Regions from separate parts of the Homo sapiens genome. Here regions 2 and 3 are each linked to region 1. A link is an interaction called in ENCODE POLR2A ChIA-PET data of the cell type or tissue named here. Cell type or tissue: CD4-positive, alpha-beta T cell. All regions are shown on one strand. Each heading gives the region's core, and the rest is flanking DNA. Links, peaks and the distances in the headings are about the cores only.

The links. ChIA-PET counts read pairs that join two places held together with the same protein. Peaks named below come from ENCODE experiments on the same cell type or tissue, not always from the same donor. Only the 100,000 strongest peaks of a DNase experiment are listed, where the experiment ranks them.
Region 2: POLR2A ChIA-PET joins it to region 1 with 10 read pairs; 17 of 35 experiments call an interaction of 5 or more read pairs at or near these places.
Region 3: POLR2A ChIA-PET joins it to region 1 with 11 read pairs; 19 of 35 experiments call an interaction of 5 or more read pairs at or near these places.

What each region holds. Positions count from the first base shown.
Region 1 is chr6:125,778,472-125,781,483 of GRCh38, forward strand. TRE-CTC1-7 (tRNA-Glu (anticodon CTC) 1-7) reads right to left here and starts at 1,847; the gene lies at 1,776-1,847. It also overlaps a transcript of NCOA7 not described here. RefSeq lists a silencer at 1,698-1,967 and enhancers at 1,922-2,471, 2,472-3,012, 2,848-2,907. In CD4-positive, alpha-beta T cell, for the core only: no CTCF peak of the experiment used is centred there; DNase peaks (open chromatin) are centred at 1,880, 2,400 and 2,680; H3K4me3 peaks cover 1,033 bases; H3K27ac peaks cover 937 bases.
Region 2 is chr6:125,917,592-125,920,603 of GRCh38, forward strand. The region is part of intron 11 of NCOA7 (nuclear receptor coactivator 7); the gene reads left to right. LOC124901397 (a long non-coding RNA gene) reads right to left here and starts at 1,451. Exons shown (of 2, transcript XR_007059741.1): 1 at 1,250-1,451; 2 at 589-940. RefSeq lists an enhancer at 628-1,827. In CD4-positive, alpha-beta T cell, for the core only: no CTCF peak of the experiment used is centred there; a DNase peak (open chromatin) is centred at 1,540; H3K4me3 peaks cover 935 bases; H3K27ac peaks cover 1,365 bases.
Region 3 is chr6:125,828,310-125,831,321 of GRCh38, forward strand. All of the region lies in intron 2 of NCOA7 (nuclear receptor coactivator 7), which reads left to right. Among named protein-coding and RNA genes, the nearest start is that of NCOA7-AS1, 11 kb to the left of the region's middle. In CD4-positive, alpha-beta T cell, for the core only: no CTCF peak of the experiment used is centred there; a DNase peak (open chromatin) is centred at 1,272; H3K4me3 peaks cover 289 bases; H3K27ac peaks cover 2,305 bases.

The DNA of each region.
Region 1 (3,012 bases), core at 351-2,850:
AGTCACCTATCTGCCCTCATCTCCACTGTTCCCCAGCGCAGGTTCCCTACTACAGCCAGTCTGACACAGTTAGTCCTTTTCGTTGCAAATACTAGACCATGGTCATCCTGGATCCCTTAGAAGCAATGTCCATTCTCCTTTTCTCAGGCATTCCGGATACTTCTAGCCTTTAGGTCCAGCTTGAAAAACAGTTTTCAAGCTCTATTTTGATTCTAGTGCTCACTTCCTTCTCCCTTCTTTTACCATATATCGTGATTATTTGAAGTACTTGATATGCAGCAAATAATCAATGAATGGTGCCAATTATTTTTGTTAATGGTGGCAACATATTTTTGTCTTAATTATCCAATGAAGTGAAAGCTTCTTAAGCACCAAAAATCACATCTTTTCTTAACCCCATGGCACCTATCACAATGGACTTCCTGGAACATTAAGTACTCAGCATTCTCCTCTTCCCAATCAGTCTCAGCACAGCTAAAAGGAGAGCAAAACAAACTCATTTTAGTTGCAATCAAGCTTTCAGTCTGTTTCTATGCTATGATGAAATTTCTCCTTAAAAAAAAAAGGCGGGGCCGGGCGCGGTGGCTCACGCCTGTAATCCCAGCACTTTGGGAGGCCAAGACAGGAGGATCACGAGGTCAGGAGATCGAGATCATCCTGGCTAACACGGTGAAGCCCCGTCTCTACAAAAAATACAAAAAAAAAATAGCCGGGCCTGGTGGCGGGCGCCTGTAGTCCCAGCTACTCGGGAGGCTGAGGCATGAGAATGGCATGAACCCGGGAGGCGGAGCTTGCAGTGAGCCAAGATCGCGCCACTGCACTCCAGCCTGGGCGACAGAGAGAGACTCCGTCTCAAATTAAAAAAAAAAAAAAAAAAATCCAACAGCTCAGTAAGTGGCAAAGGTTAGGATGGTTTAGAACTTTCAGGATCAAAAAAACCCTTAATGTCTATATAACACTATTTTTCTTTTTTTGACTCCAACATTGCCATATTTTCCTTTGAGGAACTCCCAGAATTCTACTTTACCCTGAATGTGGGAATTACTAATGATAAGTAGGTGCATTTTTGAGGGGCCTATATGGTTTATATAGTGGGAATTGATACTCTGGATGTAACACATTTACCATATTTGTGTAAATCTCTTAGAGAAAATTTAAAGTTAGCCAAAAAAACATTAACTAAATGGGTTATTAAAACACAATAAACTAGCTATGTCCAACCATACATCTCAGAAAAGATCTCATATTTATAGAGATGAGAGTAGGAATAGCTCCAATATAGGCAAATAATCTCCAAAGTACATAATCTTAATGTACAGAAAAACTAAAAATTAACTCTAAGCATGATACTGAATAAGTATTATTCCTCATAAAACTATCTTCCTCTTTTATTAGTCAAACAAAATCAAGGTTAAACAAAGGCTTAACTGACTGCTTGTAAACACATCCAAATTATTTTTAAAAACTGAAAAATACAATTTTAGAATCACAGAACTTTATGTTATTTGATTGATTATAAATTACATTACCTGTAAATAGAGATGGCGTATTTTAAGCCTTAGATTAAATAAACTTTTAAAACGGTCAATTTTTAATGATTAAAAAACCCCAACAAGCGAATGAAAAGTACATAAAACTTATGATTTAAAAAGAAAAAAAAAACTATAAAGAAAAAAAAAAACTATGAAAAAAAAACCCAACCAGCAAGTGAAAACTACACAAAACTCTTGACTTCTAAATTGCATGAAGGATACGAATGTCAAGAAAAACAAGACTTCCCTGACCGGGAATCGAACCCGGGCCGCGGCGGTGAGAGCGCCGAATCCTAACCACTAGACCACCAGGGAACTTGCACAACGCTTCTTCCTAAATATATTTGTTGTGTTAAAAATCTGCACTTAATTCCTCTAACCAGTAGGGGATAGAGTATTGCGTCTAAGCCACACCCACTTTGTTCTTGTTCTGAGTCCTGGTCCCTGAATCTATTTCCTGAAATTGAAGCAAATTCTCGGAAGCGCCGGGATGGCCCCTTAAGGAAAAAACCTATACCCTCCAAATCTAATCCTCTTCCTATTGCCATGCTGGAAAATATATCCTGGAAATTCTCATTCTTTACGTAACATGTAAATCTCTTTACCAAGACAAGTGTTGTCTGGACGCGTACTGTCCAGAGCCTTGTAATTTGCTTTATTATTTTATTAACCATTTTAGCTGCTCTTTCCAAATCTAAGTTCTGTCCCTCTCCGTCTTTCTTCGTTCTCTGTCACGCGGATGTTAAGTCCCTCTAAACATTTTACTAAATCTAACGATAGATTGCCACCAGCTGAGAGCGTTTCTCGGCGAAGAGCCGGAGCGACGCGCTGTCCTGGGTGCAGAGCGCGTGCTCAACAAATATGGGTGATGAAGGGTCACGTAGCCTCATAGCACGCGGTTCTATTTTATTTATTTGGCACACGCAGGCTAACGAGGCTGAGAGAGCTGTGGGTGGTATGCCTAGTGAAGGATCAGGACATCTGCCCAAGGCTCCAAGCAAGTCCTTCAAACCCACTGTGTTTGTTATCCTCCTACTTTCCAAACTGTGTTATTATCTGGGCAATTGCTTCACTTCTCCGCGTTATATACTAGACACGGCCAGGAAATGATGCAATTACCAAAGGAGTCAAGACACCTTACAGCCCAGCCTTAATTCAGAAACCCTCATAAAGTAGATGCAGAGGGCAGTAAGATATAACTCAACTTTGAAAATGTCAGCCGTTATAGTTGAAGAAATCTGACCCAAGAGACTTCGCTCCGCTGCAAGATGGAAGGAAGCTTAAGTAAGACATAAATTTGTAATGAACTTGCTCACAACATCCGCCGCCACTGTGACTTGCAGTCATCATCCATTACCACAAAATTAGGTGAGCCTGTGCTTGAATCTCGTTTCTTTTTTTTCAGCAGCTCAGAGATGGAGTTTAAATCATTGATATACTTTATCTGAAAATATGTAATAATATGAGAACAGGAAGATTT
Region 2 (3,012 bases), core at 233-2,732, 140 kb after region 1:
TCTCAATCAATTTAGAGGTTTATTTTGCTAAGGTTGAGGATGCATCTGGTTAGGGAGGGAAAAAGAGACACAAGCCACAGTAGGATCTGTGTCCTGCACTTTTTCCAAAGAGGGTTTTGAGGGCTTCAGTATTTAAAGGGGGAAAAGTGGGCTGGAGAGGAAGGAGAAAAGAGGAGGGTAGAAAAAATGAGACAAACGGTTACTTTCTTGTGAGTCTTTGATTAGTGTGCACTGAATCCAAATGTTGCATGTGCAAAGGAGAGGGTAGAGGAACCCTCAATCATGTATGCCTTGTGCGCAGTAAATCTGCACTTTACATAAGATGAAGTAAACAGAGTCGTGGAAGAAGTCCAGTATGCATTGGTCTGGAGGTGAGCAGTAAGGTCAATTTCTAGTCTGCTCTTGTTTCCGACTTGTGAAAATAAGCTGTTAATTTACATTGTCCAGGTGAGGGAGACCACCTGGGGAGACAGCTGTTTAGAAACAAAAGGAAAGATGGTTTTTGTTTGTGTGGCTCAGTTTCAAAGCTTAATTTTCCCTTTTTTTGTAGTGAGTTTGTGATCCCAAGATTTTATTTTCCTTTTACAATCACATGGAATGGCACCCATTTATTTAGAATTGTTTCTCTACTGTCTCCTCACCTGCTGGAGACTGTGAGCAGCTTTATGTCTCTGTGCCTGGCAAAGCACCTGGCACCCACCATCATATAGGAAATAATAAATGTCCGCTGTCCTGGAGTCCCAGGGGCCCAGAGGAGAGTGTTGTCTTGCTGGCATTCTGTCCCAGGTTGTGCTCAGGCTGTTGCATTGAGAGTCAGTTCTGCTGGCCGTGGACTGGTCTCTAAGTATCTGCTAGAGTCTTCTTTATAACCCCCAGTGTGAGCAATACAATACACTCTGATCCCCGCAGCTGTGCCCAAGACTGAAAGGCCACTTCGGATCTGGAAGAATCACAGAAATATCACTGAAAATTGATCCAGTGCTGATCTGTATTTCTTTCTAACCTCCTGACATGTGATCTGAAGTGTAGAGGAGGACTCATCCTGCTTATTAGTCATTAAAACTAATTCCAAAATGTAAAAAGATAAGTATTACTCTGCCAACTGTTTTATAAAACTACATGTAAGATGACATCTTTCACAACCTCATGTAAACCAGATGTTTTCCCATTCTTTTAAGTCCCTCCCACCAACAAACATGACATAGTATTGAAGTGAAATGCCGTTTGTTCTAACTGTAATGAAGCCTACCTCCACCGAAGGCTCCTTTTCATCCTTCCTTTGAGATTCAAGCTTATACCAGGGATCACACGTACCATTTTAAATGGAGCTTTAGCCTTAAAGAAGGTGCTGGGGGCGGGGGAGAAAAAAAAAAGAAAAAAAACTCTGAAAAGGCAGGGCTAGAAAAGCTAGGTTCACTGGAGGGACGATTAGGAAAAAAAGTATAAGAAGGAAAAGAAAAAAAATGAACAATGGGGTTTTATCATAGTGTTGGGAAACCACCGTTTCAAAGGTGAAAGTGTCCTTTTACAGTCTCACAGCGATGCCTGGCAGGAAGTGTGTTTGCTCTAAATCCTAATTTGGGTGTGTTCCTGTAGAAATGTTGAAACTTCTCCTGAGGGAAACAGAAACTCAATCATGCAGGAAACTAGATACTGAGAAAACAGTTGTAGCTCAGCGTGGCTACAAGTAACTGTGGTGTGGAAGCAGAGTAGAGAGAAAACTTGTTCCTCATTAGAGAGAGAGCCACACTTCTCACTGCTCACAATGAGAGGCCAAAGATTACCCTTGGACATCCAGATTTTCTATTGTGCCAGACCTGACGAAGAGCCTTTTGTGAAGGTATGTTGGAGTGCGTCCCGAGGGCTAATAAGGTGCTGGTGAATTCTCAGTGATGTACCTCCGAGTTTCTTTTGAAAGTCGTTCTAATTAGAAAGGATTGTGCTGACATTTCTACCAGCAGGTGTTTTATTCATTGCGGAGAGGGTTATGGTGTGGTTGCCTCTTCTCATTGGAGCCAGAAATCCATATTTGATTTTTTTTCATTCCACAGCCTCATTTTATACTTGTGATAAACACAGAGTTTGCTGAAAACAGAGTGTTTTATTTCATTCATTTAAAATGCTTGGTTTGTGATTCTTGATAGTGTTTTCACTACGGAAACACTCCCCCAGAAAATGGTAAAATTAGTAAGCTTAATTTTCTTACTTGTAAATCTGGCTCAGACGCCAGCGGGTACTTTGTATCTGTCATTGTGCATTTTGGAAATTGAGTAGTGCACTACTGCCTGACAACTTGCACTGGATTTAACTTAAATGTTTTTCTCTATAATATAAAATCATTAATACTAGTACATTTTGGTGAATTAGTTGTCTAATATAATCCTTCACTTGATCTTACACAAAAGGCCAAGAAGCCTAATATACACTCTTCAATCTGAAAGTAATCCAGTGATTTATCCATAATTTAAGAAGGGCCAAAAATGGATTTTAGAGTAAAATGAACTTTGGTAATTCATAAGCATAGCTAGAGTTAAATAATAAATGTTTTGTACAATATGATGTTTCTAGGTTTAGAAGGGGAGACTATTTTTATCATCTCTGAACAGTACATAAATAATTGTAACCTAGTTGTAATTTAGACTAAAGCTTCACACTTCTTTGTACTCATGCTCCTGGTAGCTGTTATCATTCGTTATTTCTAACAGAAGTGGTTTCTATGTGCACAACCTTAAGAGAAAACATCAGGAACCTGATTAAAAACTATCCTCATCACCGCAAACTCCCTATTTATAGAAGACTTACCTACTGAATGATCTCCGATTAGTCCTTTAACAATTCAGATCCTAAATCTAAAGGCTAAAAGAGAATCATTTAGGGCATTTCAAAGGTAGAAATCTTCTGGTGTTATATACTATTCTCAGTGACCGAGCAATCAGCAGCTATACTAAAACTGGAAAACTCGTGACTTTATTTATTTATTTATTTTATTTCTATATGGAGATAGGGGTCCCA
Region 3 (3,012 bases), core at 233-2,732, 50 kb after region 1:
TAAATTAAGATGAGGACTGCAAAGTATCCATTAAGATTGACACTTGGAGGTCACTGATAATTGATTGGATAAAAGCAGTTTCAGCACAGTGGTGGGAGAAGCCAGTTTGATGTGAATAGGAGGTAAGGGAGTGGAGACCAAGCTTCTAGCTAATTCTTTTGGGAAATCGGCTGGGAAGGGAAGCCAAATATTCAGGCCTTGGCAGGAGGAAGATGTGAGAGTCAAGGAATGGTGAGTTTTTGAAGATGGAAGAGGAAGAGGAGGCATTAGAGCATGCTTGTTGGCTAATGAGGATGGTGCATCAGAAAGGGATCCCTCAGGGATGTCCACTTGAAGACTGGTGGTTACTTAATGCCATGAGGATATTAGCAAAGAAGCAAGGCAGGAGAGGAGCCATACTGGGATACATGCACCTAGGCTGGCTGTCTAGGACCTGTAATGTGTTTTAGTTTTACTTGTGCGGATTGGTGGCACTGTGGGCTCTGTTTTGCTGATTGCACACTCATGCTGTGCCAGGAGATTTACAAATATGACCTCACTATGGTATTAGTTTTCTCATTTTTATAGGCAAGGAAACAGGCTTGGAGTGGTTTAATAACTCCCCAAGTTCCATAGCTAGCAAATAATGGAGCCAGGGTCTCTTCCTACTTGTATCTAATTCCAAAGCCTTTATTCTTAACTGCTACCTCCATAGTGCCCTTTAAATAGAATGTAAAAATAATTAGAACATTCTCTTCCATAAGAGAATTTTTTAATTGTAATATCTTAGATGAAAACATTAATTTAGAAATTTTAGAATTTATATTTAAAATTTTAATCTCTAAAAATAAAATTTTAAAGTTTAGACATTTTTCCATAAAAAATTTTTATAACCATTGGTAACAAATTATTATAATATGTCCTCTTTATAATCTATGTCCAAAAGTATTTGAGCTCCTGTTTCAATTTTTTTAGTAGAACTTTTACATATTATTTTAAGAGACAGATGTACAATGCTAGGAGTTAGAGCACCTTGGTGGTATTAAGTTTTTCCTTATTAATAGGAATTTTTAAAATAAACTATGTGACTGGATTTTAATATATTAGTGTATTAGTATAGTTATCCTGTTTTAAGTGAGGACCAATCATTCATATCTGTTTTAAATGAAGGATGCTAATCTTAATGCTGTAAGCAGTGACATCGGTGTAGGAACTTGATATACGTTGTGTTTGTTGAGAATAGTTGGGTGTGCTGCAGCATCCTCTCCAGCAAAGGAAGCCACTAGCAAAGATGTTCCTGTGTTTTCTCAAGTAAACAACCTGCGGTGAAGTGGTTATGTCTGTGTAGATCTGATAACAACTAGTAAATTTCTTTTCCTGCATTCAAAATTCTAATTTAGTGCACTGTTTCACAGTGGCTTTAGCTGTATAGTCATATCATATGAGGAACTAACGTCCCCCTCTAAGAGTATAGAAGCACCAGGTAATATAGTAATCAGACAATGCCCTGGAATCCTAGAAGAAGTAATTGAGAGATTAGAAAGAAAACACAGCATTTTCTTTTCTAAGTGTCAGGTTCATGTTAACTTGATATTTTTCTTCTTCCACTTAACCTCCTTAATACAGGCATCATGCCTAATTTCAGAATTATAAAATCTTTTAGTCGAAATATGGAGGTCGTGTGGGCTACCATGCTAGGTTTGGAATATCTACTGCCTTTGACAAATAGAATGTTTTCAGCCTGGACTTGAACTTTTCGAGCTATAACAATGTCTCAAGGACCCTCAAGGCTGCTTATTTCTTGCTTGAAAAACTCTTGTTAGAGGGAAGTTGTTTTTAAATTTTTGGTTAAATTTTATTTCCTTTCAGCTTATTCTATTTATTCCTTGTTACTTCGAATCCATACAGAATAAATCAAATCCATCTTTCATATATTATCATTGCATGTGTTTAAAGACAACATCATGAACCTTTTCCAGGATGAGTATCGTACCTTTCCATCCCTGAACCTTTTCCAGGATGAGTATCATAAGTTTCTAAATCTCTCCACCTAAGATGGAGTTTTCAGATTCTTTGCCATCTTGATATGACCTGATTAATGCAAATATAAGAATATTAGGCCAGGCAAGGTGGCTTACACCTGTAATCCCAGCACTTTGGAAGGCTGAGGTGGAAGGATTGTTTGAGGCCAGAAGCTCAAGACCAGCCTGGGCAACATAGTGAGACCTTGTGTCTACAAAAAATTTTTTTAAATTACCAGGCATGGTGGTGAGTGCCTGTAGTCCCAGTTACTGGCAGGGGCCTAGGGGTTGGGGTACTGAGGTGGGAGGATTGCTTGAGCCTGAGAAGTCAAGGCTGCAGTGAGCTTTAATCATGGCACTGCACTCCAGATTGGGTGACAAAGTGAGGCCCTGTGTCTCTCTCTATATATTTTATATATATATATATATGTGTGTGTGTGTGTGTGTGTGTATGTGTGTGTGTGTGTGTGTGTATAGATATATATACTTATCCTTTACTTTTATTAATAAACACCACATTTCATTATTTTGTTGACAGAAATTATGCTCATAGTGAGGGGGGAAAAGTGTTTTTCCATCTGAATTGGAATTTTGTCTTGTTTGTTTTCTGTCTATTATTCTATTTTCCAGGAATTTTGAAGCCTGATTTTTAACATTGAACATATTTTCTGCCCTCCCTAGATTGCGTCAGATATGCAACTTGAATAGCATGTGTTATGTTCTTATCCAAGTAGTTGATTAAAAGGCTGAATTGGAAAGCTTTATGCATTATGGCATATTAGTACTGTCAGTACATGAAATAGTTATCGTTAAGTATTTCAGTTTGCTATAAATCAGTTTCCTCTAAGTTAACCGAATTCTCTAGTCCAGCTGTTTCCATCTTACCTTAAGAAAAGTAGTGACATTTTCAGGGGCCTTAGTGAAATCTTTCTATACTACCTCCTGTGACTGGCCCATCAATATGCCAAATCTAGCCCAACCAAAAAAGATAATTATGTTCATTTAGAGTCAC